Linked DNA regions of Homo sapiens: region 2 is linked to region 1. Evidence: chromatin contacts called from ENCODE Hi-C or POLR2A ChIA-PET data. All regions are on one chromosome and are shown on one strand. Each heading gives the region's core, a stretch centred on a gene start or an enhancer-like site at or near the end of the contact. The rest is flanking DNA. Distances are from core to core; before and after follow the strand shown.

Region 1 (6,028 bases), core at 1,976-4,475:
AGGCTAGTCTTGAACTCCTGGGTGCAAGTGATCCTCCAGTCTAGGCCTCCCAAAGTGCTGGGGTTACAGGTGTGTGCCACTGTGCCTGGCGTCTATCTTTAATCTTCAAATCCCTTTGCCACGTATCCTAACGTATTCACAGATTCTGGGAATTAGGGCGTGGATATCTTTAAGAGACCATTATTCTGCCTACCACAGCCTGTTTAATATGGTGGACAATTGATTAATTTTGAATACTGAATCAGTCTTGGGTCCCTGGAGTAAACCCCACTTGTCATGGTGTATAATTCACTTTATATATTGTTAAATTCTACTTTGTAATATTTTGTTAAGGATTTTTGCACGTCTTCATGAGGGATATGGGGTGTAGCTTGCTTTCTTTGTACCGTCTTTATCTGGTTTTGGTATCAGGGTCATAGTTCCATAAAATGAACAGGGAAGTGTCCCCTTCAATTTTCTGGAAGAGATGATGTGAAATTGGTGTTAATTCTTCTTTGAACCTTTGGCAGAATTCCTTAGTGAAACCATCTGGGTCTGGAGATTGCTTTTTTGGGAGTTTTTAAATTACAAATTCAATTTCCTTAGTAGTTACCAGGGCTAGACTTTGTATACATAGCAGAACAGGTGTTCTAGAAATCACAGAAAGGCCGTGGGACTGTGGCAATGTGTTCATCCACTGAACTGTCTGATAAAGTTGATAGTATCAGCTATACTAAGTAAGGTCAGAGAGTTGATTTTTGTTTCGTTTTTTTGTTTGTTTGTTTTTTCAGACAGGGTTTTGCTCCTTTTGCCCAGGCTGGAGTGCAGTGGCATGATTTCGGCTCACTGCAACCTCCGCCTCCCGGGTTCAAGCGATTTTCCTGCCTCAGCCTCTGGAGTAGCTGGGATTACAGGTGCCTGCCACCACCCCCGGCTAATTTTTTTGTTTTTATTAGAGATGGGGTTTCACCATGTTGGTCAGGCTGGTCTTCAGCTTCTGACCTCAAGTGATCCCAAAGTGCTGGGATTACAGGCGTGAGCCACTGTGCCCAGCCAGGGTGGTTAGTTTTTATTGTATTTGTCTAAGGCAATGTGGAGCGACAGAAGGATTTACAGCATGAGAGGAGGGCAGGGTGCGGTGGCTCACGCCTGTAATCCAAACACTTTGGGAGCCCAAGTGGGAAGATTGCTTAAGGCCAGGACTTGGAGACCAGCATGGGCAACATAGTGAGATCCCCTTCTTTTACAAGAAAATTAAAAATTAGCCAGGCATGCTGGTCACGCCTGTTGTCTCAGCTACTCTGGAGGCTGAGGCAAGAGGATCATTTGAGTCCAGGAGGCCAAGGCTGCAGTGAGCCATGATTACACCAATGCACTCCAGCCTGGGAGATAGAGCAAGGCCCTGTCTCGAAAAGAAAAGAAAATAGGCTGGGCGCAGTGGCTCACACCTGTAATCCCAGCACTTTGGGAGGCTGAGGCAGGTGGATCACCTGAGGTTGGGAGTTCGAGACCAGCCTGGCAAACATGGTGAAACCCCTTCTCTACTAAAAATACAAAAATTAGCTGGGTGTGGTGATGTGCATCTGCAGTCCCAGCTAATTGGGAGGCTGAGGCAGGAGAATCGCTTGAACCTGGTAGGCAGAGGTTGTAGCGAGCCAAGATCTTGCCACTACACTCCGGCCTGGGTGACAGAGCGAGACTCCGTCTCAAAAAAAAAAAAAAAAAAAAAAAAAAAAAAAGAAAAAAGAAAAGAAAAGAAAACAAAATAATAATATGGGAGGGAGGTGGTAATAGGTGCATTTTAGAAAGAGCCCTCTGGGGCAATGGTGGAAGACCGACAGGGTGGGGCATGAGTTTGGAGGCCTGAGACTCACTGCGATGGCCAGGATTTGGGTGCAAGAGGCTGGAGGTGTGGCTCAGGGTTTTGGAAGGCAGGGGACGGAAAAAAAGCCAAAGAGAAAGTGCGTAAGGAGTTGGGGAAATAAACTGAGGCCGGTTTGGGCTATGCTGAGTCTGCAGGCCTTGGGGATGCCCGTTGTTGGCTGGACAGTCAGGGTGGGGCCCCTAAAGGGTGCCTGGGCTGGACAACAATAGTTCACATGTACCCAGCTCTTGCTCTATGTCAAGTCTTCTTCCTGAGAACATTCCCGAGCACCCTGGAGAGCCTCCCCCGCACCCCTACTGTCCAGTTCCCACTTCCCGACTGCGGTCTGGGCAAAGCCACCCGCACTTGAGCCCATCCCACGGCGTCCCGGAGCTTTAGGAAGTCCCCATCCCGGACTTTCAACCCTGCCAGGGACTGAGGGAAATCCCAGAGCCTGGGCTCCGGGACGAAGGTCCCAGGACAGGGTCGGGGATGTAGTTGCAGAAACAGGGTAGGGGACAAAGGCCGGGGCTGCACTGATCAGGCGCGCAACGAGCCCGGCCCTGCCTCCTGCTCCGCCCAAGGGTATGGAGGGCCGGACTCGGCTGGCCTTATACCCGGAGCTGATTGGCTGGTGAGTCCAGTCCCTGCCTCTGATGGTTTGCGCTCATAACTAAGGGTTTCTACTGATTGGTTTACATGGACGTCTGCCCATTGGTCAAATCCGAGTTGGTGTAATCAGATAGTTGACACGGATTGGTTGGTGCGGGAATCCAGTAGCTTGCTATCGATTGGTTGAGGGTGAAATAAATGGGACTCTTATCATTGGCTGGCGGGCTCCGCAACGGTCCAATCATGGAATCAGTCGAGGGCCGCCCGGGAGGGTGGGAGTTAATTCTTTAGCGACTGAGGCCGGCTTGGGCTCTTTGGCTCCACCTGTGTCTGCGCGAGGCTGTTCCCTATTGGAGTCCGCATTGTTCCCCTGGACCTGAGTTTCTCCCCTGGTCCTAAAGGCCGAGGCCTCTGAGTTCCTCAAGTGCGGTGACCGCAGGTCTCACCTTCTCCTCTCCTTGCAGCAGGCTGAGCCACTCGCGCACCCGCCCCAGGCTTCCACCTTGCAACCTCTATCCCTGGACAGCGAGGCCTCAGTTTCCCCATTCGCACCAATGAGCTCCCGGTCAACACCCCGTCACGCCTCAGTTTCCCGAATGTTCCCAGAGGGCTGAGTTCCCGATCTCTCTCCCGCGTGGGCATCCCCGAGGCCTCAGTTTCTCCGCCCACCCCAGCGCGCCGAGCCCTTCCCCCGACCCCGGCGACGGCCAATGGTTGGGGCGCCCCTCCCCTCCCCGGGGCGGGGCCGCGTGACGTGCCGGGAAGCCGGAGTCTAGAGCTCCGGGCGCGGGGAGGCGCGGCCATGGCAGGTACGGCGGGCCCAGCGGGGCGGAGGCGCGGGGCGCGGGGCTGCAGGGGCGCGGGGCTGCAGAGCCGTGGGGCGAGCGGCCTCCCTGCAGCCTCTCGCTGTCCGCAGCTCCGGAGCCGCTGTCCCCGGCGGGCGGTGCGGGCGAGGAGGCGCCGGAGGAGGACGAGGACGAAGCGGAGGCCGAGGACCCTGAGCGGCCGAATGCGGGAGCGGGCGGTGGACGCAGTGGCGGCGGCGGCAGTAGCGTCAGCGGAGGAGGCGGCGGCGGCGGGGCCGGGGCGGGGGGCTGCGGCGGGCCCGGGGGCGCGCTCACCAGGCGCGCGGTCACACTGCGGGTGCTCCTCAAAGACGCGCTGCTGGAGCCTGGCGCCGGGGTGCTGTCCATCTACTACCTGGTGAGCACCCCGCCTCCCTCGTCCCATCGCGGCTCGGGCAGGAAGGGGAAACTGAGGCCTGGAGTTCCCTTGCTGCAGGACAAGCTTCAGTGTAGGGAGGGGACACTGAGGCCCGGAGCTCCCTTGCTGAGAGACGAGCCCCGGTGTGGCGAGGGGAAACTGAGGCCCGGGGCTCCGTTGACTGCAGGAAGAGCTCCAGTGTGAGGAGGGGAAACTGAGGCTCGGAGCTCTCTTGGCTGCAGGAAGAGCCCCGACATGAAGAGGGGAGACTGAGGCCCGGAGCTCCCTTGGCGGCAGGAAGAGCCCCGGTGTGAGGAAGGGAGACTGAGGCCTGGAGAGCTCCCTTGCTTTAGGACAAGCCCCAGTGTGGGGAGGGGAAACTGAGGCCCAGAGCTCCTTTCCTGCAGGAGGAGCTCCCGTGGAGGGGACACTGAGGCCCGGAGCTCTTTTTACGGGACAAGCCCCATGTGGAGAGAGGAATCTGAGGCACAGATGGGTCCTTCTGGTGGGGAGGACGTAGATTACCAAACACCCCATCCCACAAAGGAGAAGCTGAGGCTCAGAGAGGAGCCACCACCCGCGCAGGGTCAGATGGGCAACACCCCGGCCTTCCTGTGGTTTCCCAGCCGTGAAATGGAATATTTCCCCACCATGGGAAAATTAGGGGATGGTTAAATGAATAAAGCCCTCAGCAGGCGCCTGCCACATGGTAAGCACTTTATCTGTGGTAGGTATTAGTACTTTTTTTTTTTTTTTTTTTTTGAGACAGAGTCTCGCTTTTTTGCCCAGGCTGGAATGCAGTTGCTCGATCTCGGCTCACTGCAACCTCTGCCTCCCGGTTCAAGCGATTTTCTGCCTCAGCCTCCCGAGTAGCTGGGACTACAGGTATGCGCCACCACGCCTGGCTAATTTTTTTTTTTTGCAGTTTTAGTAGAGACGGGGTTTCACTATATTGGCCAGGCTGGTCTTGAACTCCTGACCTCGTGGTCCGCCTGCCTCAGCTCCCAAAGTGCTGGGATTATAGGCGTGAGCCACCATGCCCGGCCTTTTTTTTTTTTTTTTTTTTTTTTTGAGACAGAGTCTCGCGCTGTTGCCCAGGCTGGAATGCAGTAGCATGATCTCGGCTCACTGCAACCTCTGCCTCCCGGTTCAAGCAATTCTCCTGCCTTAGCCTCTTGAGTAGCTGGGATTACAGGCACCCGCCACCACGCCTGGCTAATTTTTATATTTTTAGTAGAGATGGGGTTTCACCATGTTGGCCAGGCTGGTCTCAAACTCCTGACCTCAGGTGATCCGCCCGCCTCAGCCTCCCAAAGTGCTGGGATTACAGGCGTGAACCACTGCACCCAGCCCTGTATTATTACTATTACTGTTGTCATTATTGTTTGATTTGTGAATGGTAGCACATTATTCCCCTTCTGAATGGGAGTTTCTGAATGGAGCAACTGCTGAGTGTTGCATCCTGGAGACACAGCAGTGATCAAGACAGACAGACCCTATCCCCGATCTTAGGGGTTTCTTGGTCATGGTGGGCGGGGTGCAGATATCTGCCAGGCAGCTTGGTGCAGGCTGATCAGGTTTGTGGGTGTGGACTCCCAGGCACTGAGGAGGCCCTGCAGCCGGCCTGAGAGGTGTTCCTGGAAGCCCTGTAAAGACATGCCTGAGGGAGCGTAGGTCTGGGGAGGACCCCCCGGGAGAGAGGGCATGGTGGGTGTTGGTCCTGGGCCCAGCCAGCTGACTGTCACTGCAGGGGAAGAAGTTCCTGGGCGACCTGCAGCCAGACGGAAGGATCATGTGGCAGGAGACCGGGCAGACCTTCAACTCACCCAGCGCCTGGGCCACCCACTGCAAGAAGCTGGTGAACCCTGCCAAGAAGTCGGGCTGTGGCTGGGCCTCTGTCAAGTACAAAGGCCAGAAACTGGACAAGTACAAGGCCACCTGGCTCCGGCTGCACCAGCTGCACACGCCTGCCACGGCTGCTGATGAGGTACGTGCTGCAGCCTCCTCCAGGAAGCCGCCCAGGTCACTGTGGAATGAGGGGTGCCCAGCCTGGCACAGCTCTCTCCGGAGGAGGTATTAGTAATATATACAAACACGGATGGAGCCCTTACCACGTGACATGCCTCCTCCATCCCTCCAGGGCTGGGGCGGAGAGAGGGGACATGGGAGCTTGGGCTTTGAGGGATGAGCAGGAGTTTGTCAGAGCAAGTTGAAGGGAAGAGCTTTCTAGAAGGATGGAATGGCATACGCAAAGTCATGTAGACAAGAAGAAAGACCTGCTGGTGTCATGGGTGGCTGAGGGGGCTGGAAATGATGGCAGGGACCAGAGGGGCACTGGGGGAACTTCAAATGCTATGATAATAGATGTTC
Region 2 (5,819 bases), core at 2,047-4,546, 43 kb after region 1:
ATGTTCATCAAATGGTCACTATGTAACCCAGTTTTGTGTATTTCATTTTTTCTTTTTGAGACAGAGTCTCACTCTGTCGCCCAGGCTGGAGTACAGTGGCACAATCTTGGCTCACTGCAACCTCTGCCTCCCGGGTTCAAGTGAGTCTCCAGCCTCAGGCTTCTGAGTAATTGTGATTACAAGTACACACCACCACGCCTGGCTAATTTTGTATTTTTAATAGAGGCAGGGTTTCACCATGTTGGCCAGGCTGGTCTCGAACTCCTGACCTCAAGTGATCCACCTGCCTCAGCCTCCCAAAATGCTGGGATTACAGGCATGAGCCACCACGCCTGGACATTTTTTTTTTTTTTGAGACCAGGTCTTGCTCTGTCACCCAGGCTAGAGTGCAGTGGCGTGATCATGGCTCACTGCAGCCTTGACTTCCCAAGCTCAATCAATCCTCTGGCCTCAGTCTCCCGAGTAGCTGGGACTACAGGCGTGCATCACCACACAGAGTTATTTTTTTTTTTATTTTTTATTTTTTGGTATTTTTGTAGAGACGGGGTTTCACTTTGTTGCCCATGCTGGTCTCAAACTCCCAGGCTCAAGCCATCCTCCTGCCTCAGCCTTCCAAAGTGCTGGGTGACAGGCATGAGCCGCTGCACCTGTCCTTTATGCGTATTTCCTTAGTTCATATTTACTGTGATTCACCCACACTGAACTCATGGACACGGAGCTATCACTCCTGCCTGAGAGAACTGCTCTCACACATGGTTTCTCTGTGAGGCTCATCCCAGCCTCCTGGCACTGAGGAACACGAGACGGCACTGCTGCATGATGCTGGGACCATTCTCAACAGCGAAATCACCAACAAAATCCCAAAAATGTGAGAAACATGGCGCTAAAAGCCTGCAAATCCATGCCGGAACACAGCGTGAGAGCCGGGAAAAGGCAGCGTGATCCACGCCGGAACACAATGCGAGAGCCGGGAGAAGGCAGAGTGATCCACGCCAGAACACAGCGTTGAGAGCTAGGAGAAGGCAGTGTGGCTTTGTTTGACCTCGGCTAGGAACATATGCGATGGGTGACAGATTTTTTGCTGCTCTGCACTTGTCTGCAAAAGACTGCAAAAGGAATGATTTGGGGCTACAAATCAATCTTATCAAGTAGGTGAATTTGCACAGGGAGCACGTGAGTCCTGGCCCAAGCTGCCCTCTGCGACAAGGCTGGGTGCTAGGTGCTTTCTGTGAGCGCGGCCTCACTGTACACAACAAAACTGAAAACGCAGGCTCCAGAGGAATTTACAGGCTGGAGGGGATGTTACATCCGTGAGGAGGATGCCCAGCAGAAGCAGAGTCCTCAGAGCTGATGGCGCAGGAGCCCCCCAGTTCATCCCGCTCCGGACCACACAGAGCTAACCCTGAGCTGGGAGCCTCCTCCCCGCCCACTTGGCTTCCTGGCCAAGGCCCCCAGGCACATACAGCACGGTGGAGGAGGGTTGAAATAACACACTTTACGAGTGCGCAACACACGATATTGCTAGCCACCGGTCCAGGACTTTCGGTCATGCAAATTGAACAGGTTGTTTTTTTCCAGGCTAGGACTGCTGAAAACCTATGTGGCTATTTTTCTTTTTTTGAAGGCAGGGTCTCGCTATATTGCCTAGGCTGGAGTGCAGTGGCTATTCATGGGCATAGTCATCAAGCACTACAGCAGATGATCATATTAAGCAAGGTACCGCACTGGAGAAGCTCTCAGATACATGCCACAGGGGACCGCTCACTGCCAGGCTGTGTGAAAATGCAGAAACTTGGAGACTCTAAATGTCCACTGGCTGGAGAACGGATAGACACACTGTGGAATAACCACGAGGGAAAGCCACGCAGCTGCGGATGCGAGTGGAGCCTCGTGTGTCAGTGTGAACGGTACTCACAAGCAGTGCTCAGCCTAAAAGTAGGGTGAGCAGGTGCGGTGGCTTACGCCTGTAATCCCAGCACTCTGGGAGGCCAAAGCAGGCAGATTGCTGGAGCTCAGGAGTTCGAGACTAGCCTGGCCAACATGGTGAAACCTTGTCCCTACTAAAAATATGAAAATTATCCGGGTGTGGTGGTTGGTGTCTGTAATCCCAGCTACTCGGGAGGCTGAGGCAGGAGAATTGCTTGAGCCTGGGAGCGGGAGGTTGCAGTGAGCTGAGATTGCGCCATTGCACTCCAGCCTGGGTGACGAGAGACTCCATCTCAAAAAAAAAAAAAAAAACTAGGGTACGAGAAACCAAGCAAGAAAGCACGTGATCCTGTTGACAGGCAGTGTGGACCGCCACACAACCCTGCGTGTTTTGGCGCAGTGAACGTGCGCAGTGAAGGCACGCCGGCCCTGCTCTGGCTTCCTTGGGATGGGGTGGGGGCACCTGCTCATCTGCTGGTCATTCTTAGCTGCCTTTCTGGATCTGAAACCCTTTATGATACAACCTTCATGAGGTGCCTGAACAAGGGAGGTGCCCTGTGCCACATACTGGTGCCGACCAGCGTGTGGCCCAGGGAATGTGTTCTGAATGCAGTAAGAGGCAACCTCTCCTGGAAGGAGGGCGACCCCCTACCGGCTCCTCTGACAGCCGAGTGGACTCCTGGGCTCCAGAAACGTGATTGCAGCAGGCAGACCAAAGGTCTTTCTCCTGCCCTCCCTCCCAGCAGCACTCTTTCCTTCCGGGCCCCAAAGACCCTCCCTGGCTGTGCAGCTGCCCACTATGGAACCCTCAGCCAGTCTAGAGGTGGCACAGGGACCCCACTCAACAGAGGGGCCCACTGGTGCCTTCTTCTGACAGGCACAGAGTGCTCTGGGGCTAGCCGGGGAGGCTGCTGTGGGAAGGCTGGGAGTGGGAGAACACTGGAAAAATACACAGGATTCTGCAAGTATGAAATAAAAATGTAAAAGCTAGGGCACAGCGCAGCATTCCAGCGGCCTCCGAGCCAGCCTCTGCAGTGGGCAGCACATACCTCCCAGACACCCACACTACGCTCAGCCAGGGGTCCGACAGCTCCAAGGCTCCTCGTGGGTGGAACGCTGACTTGACCAGAGTCAGCAAGAAGCAAGATACTCTGCAGTTCTGGGGGTTGTCCTTCCTTCCTAAAATAATAGCAGGGATTCTCAACCTTAGAGAAAACCATCAGAGGCCTCAGGAGAGGATGAAGATGATCTTATGCCAGGGTGGGTGAAGGTTGGGAGATGGGGAAATTCCAACCAGGTCCCTGGGCTGCCCTCTTCTGAGCCACAAAGGCTGGCCTTGAAGGGCCAGGGCTGCCCATCTGTTTCAAACAATCGGGACTCTGATGAGTGAGGCTGTTAGGCTGATGGATGCCTGCCTGAGTCAGCTGTGGGGCCTCATCCCACAGAGGCGGGTGGCAAGGGATTGCGGCGAGGGCGGGCAGAAAGTTCCCAGAGCTTCCTTCCGCAGGGGGCTTCCTGAGAATAAGGGTCTCTGCTTAGTGCTGGGGCAAAGTCCCGAAATGACAGCAGAAAAATAATCAGTCAGCAGTTCTGCTTCCAGCACGCAGGGCTGGATGGGGGTGTCCTGGAGGAAGATATTTGCATTACTGCTTGGGTGATGTTTGGGAACTCTTTTTTTTTTTTATTTCTTTTTCACTTTTTTTTTTTTTTTTTTGGAGAACAGGGTCTTGCTATACTGCCCAGGCAGATCTCAAACTCCCGGGCTCAAGCGCTCCTCCTGCCTCTGCCTCCCTCAGAGCTGGGATTACAGGCACGAGCCACCGTGCCCAACAATGTTTGGGAACTCCTTAAGAATGCTGACTGCTGGGTCTCCAGCTTCCATGCCTTTCCCCAGGCACTCAGGACCTGGCTGTTACCAACCCATCAGCCCTCTTTCCTGAGCCCAAATCCCAGTGTGCAGGATCCCCCGATCCTAAGAGGCGAGACTGCAGAGGGCATGGCGGTGGGCCCCAAGGGAAAAGGCAACGTGCCTTCCGTGAGGCATTTCCCACAGCGTGGCAGCTAACACAAGCATAAGGCACGTGAATCACGTGGTCAGAACACAACTCCGCTGCAATTCCCCTTCTGTATTTCTTTTTCTTTTTCTTTTGAGATGGAGTCTTGCTCTGTCGCCCAGGCTGGAGTGCAGTGGTGCAATCTTGGCTCACTGCAAGCTCTGCCTCCCGGGTTCACGCCATACTCCTGGCTCAGCCTCCCGAGTAGCTGGGACTACAGGTGCCCGCCACCACATCCAGTTAATTCTTTGTATTTTTAGCAGAGACACGGTTTCACCGTGTTAGCCAGGATGGTCTCGATCTCCTGACCTCGTGATCTGCCCGCCTCGCCCTCCCAAAGTGCTGGGATTACAGGCATGAGCCACCGCGCCTGGCCCCTCTTCTGTATTTCTTATTCTGGCAAGAAGGAACTTCCAGGTGGGCACTACTATAGTACAGGCTTTGTTTTTGTTTTTTTTAGGCAGGGTCTTGCTCTGTTGCCCAGGCTGGAGGGCAGCGGCATGATGATAGCTCACCGCAGCCTCAAACTCCTGGACTTAAGTGATCCTCCCACCTCAGCCTACCAAGTAGCTGGGCTACAGGTGTGCACCGCTATGACTGGCTAATTTAATTTTTTGTACAGACGGGGTTTCATTGTGTTGCCCAAATGGGCTTGAACAACTGGGCTAAAGCAATCCTGCCTCAGCCTCCCTAAGTGCTGGGATTACAGGCAAGAATCACCACGTCCAGCCCGAACAGCTCTTTCACAAGAGAGCACACCTCAGGCTCAGGGGTGGGGTATCCAGCAAAATTTCACTCTATTGTTTTGCTGCTGTTGTATTTGTTATTCCACTTACTGTGCGGGGTTTTTTGTGTTGTTTTGTTTTTGAGGCAGAGTGCAGTGGTGCTATCTTGGCTCAAGGCAACCTTCACCTCGCAGGTTCCAGCGATTCGCCTGCCTCAGCCTCCCGAGTAGCGGGGATTACAGATATGCATTACTACGCCCGACGAATTTTGTTTGTTTTTGTTTTTGTTTTTTTGAGACAGAGTCTCGCTCTGTCGCCAGGCTGGAGTGCACTGGCGCGATCTCAGCTCACTGCAACCTCTGCCTCCTGAGTTCAAGCGATTCTCCCGCCTCAGCCTCCTGAGTAGCTGGGATTACAGCCATGCGCCACCCACGCCCAGCTAATTTTTGTATTTTTAGTAGAGATGGGGTTTCACCATGTTGGCCAGTCTAGTCTCAAACTCCTGACCTTGTGATCCACCTGCCTCGGCCTCCCAAAGTGCTGGGATTACAGGTGTGAGCCATCGTGTCCGGCCTATTCCAGTTACTGTTATTGAGCAAGGAAAAATACCACGATCCCCTTTAAAATACATTTTAAAAGTGATAAAATAAAAGTAATTTAAGAGGAAAGAGGCCGAATCAGCTAATGGGTTCAAGCTGAAGGACAGGCGATGAACCCTGGCTGTCATTTCAGGGCATCACCGCTGGCCAGCTGCCTGCTGTGGTCTGCGAGTCGTGGGAGTGTCACATTTGAACGCTGGGACAGGGGACGCAGGCTTAGAAGACAGGTACAGAGAGGGGCAGCGGAAGCACAGGAGACAGCAGGCTCAGAGACAGAAGGGGCCATCCACAGGGAGAAGTGGGAGGAGCCGCAGGGCCTATTGTGGCAATCAGAGAGAAGTCACTGCAGCAACTGGGCACAGAGGCCAGGGAGAGAGCTGCAGGATGGGTGGCCAGGCCCAGCCATGGCAAAAGTCCTAAGAATCTTGGCAAACAGGGCTGGGGAGCCAGTTTCTGGAGGCTGGGAGTGGTTTAGTTTGGGGAAGCATTCAAGCCAGGGAACCACCAACTCTGAG

The links. Hi-C counts contacts between places; a loop is a spot of excess contacts on that map. ChIA-PET counts read pairs that join two places held with the same protein, here RNA polymerase II (POLR2A). Pooled maps may share reads with other maps.
Region 2: POLR2A ChIA-PET joins it to region 1 with 29 read pairs in PC-9. The contact joins the enhancer-like site here to the promoter of MPND in region 1. A Hi-C loop is called at or near these places in 17 of 168 maps with a recorded cell type or tissue (CD4-positive, alpha-beta memory T cell, HCT116, adrenal gland and 11 more), 4 of 37 single-sample maps with no recorded cell type and 21 of 50 pooled maps. POLR2A ChIA-PET finds 5 or more read pairs at or near these places in 37 of 52 experiments (A549, A673, AG04450 and 29 more).

Annotation. Positions count from the first base shown.
Region 1 is chr19:4,340,337-4,346,364 of GRCh38, forward strand. It overlaps MPND (MPN domain containing), which reads left to right and starts at 3,226. Exons shown (of 13, transcript NM_001300862.2): 1 at 3,226-3,264; 2 at 3,372-3,658; 3 at 5,409-5,645. The coding sequence starts at 3,258. RefSeq lists enhancers at 2,138-2,257, 2,278-3,009 and a silencer at 3,078-3,367.
Region 2 is chr19:4,382,880-4,388,698 of GRCh38, forward strand. The region is part of intron 1 of SH3GL1 (SH3 domain containing GRB2 like 1, endophilin A2); the gene reads right to left. Among named protein-coding and RNA genes, the nearest start is that of SH3GL1, 15 kb to the right of the region's middle. RefSeq lists an enhancer at 3,606-4,106. Within about 2 kb of position 3,297, at least 2 of the 41 ENCODE cell types and tissues checked have a DNase peak (open chromatin) inside an H3K27ac peak, as active enhancers do.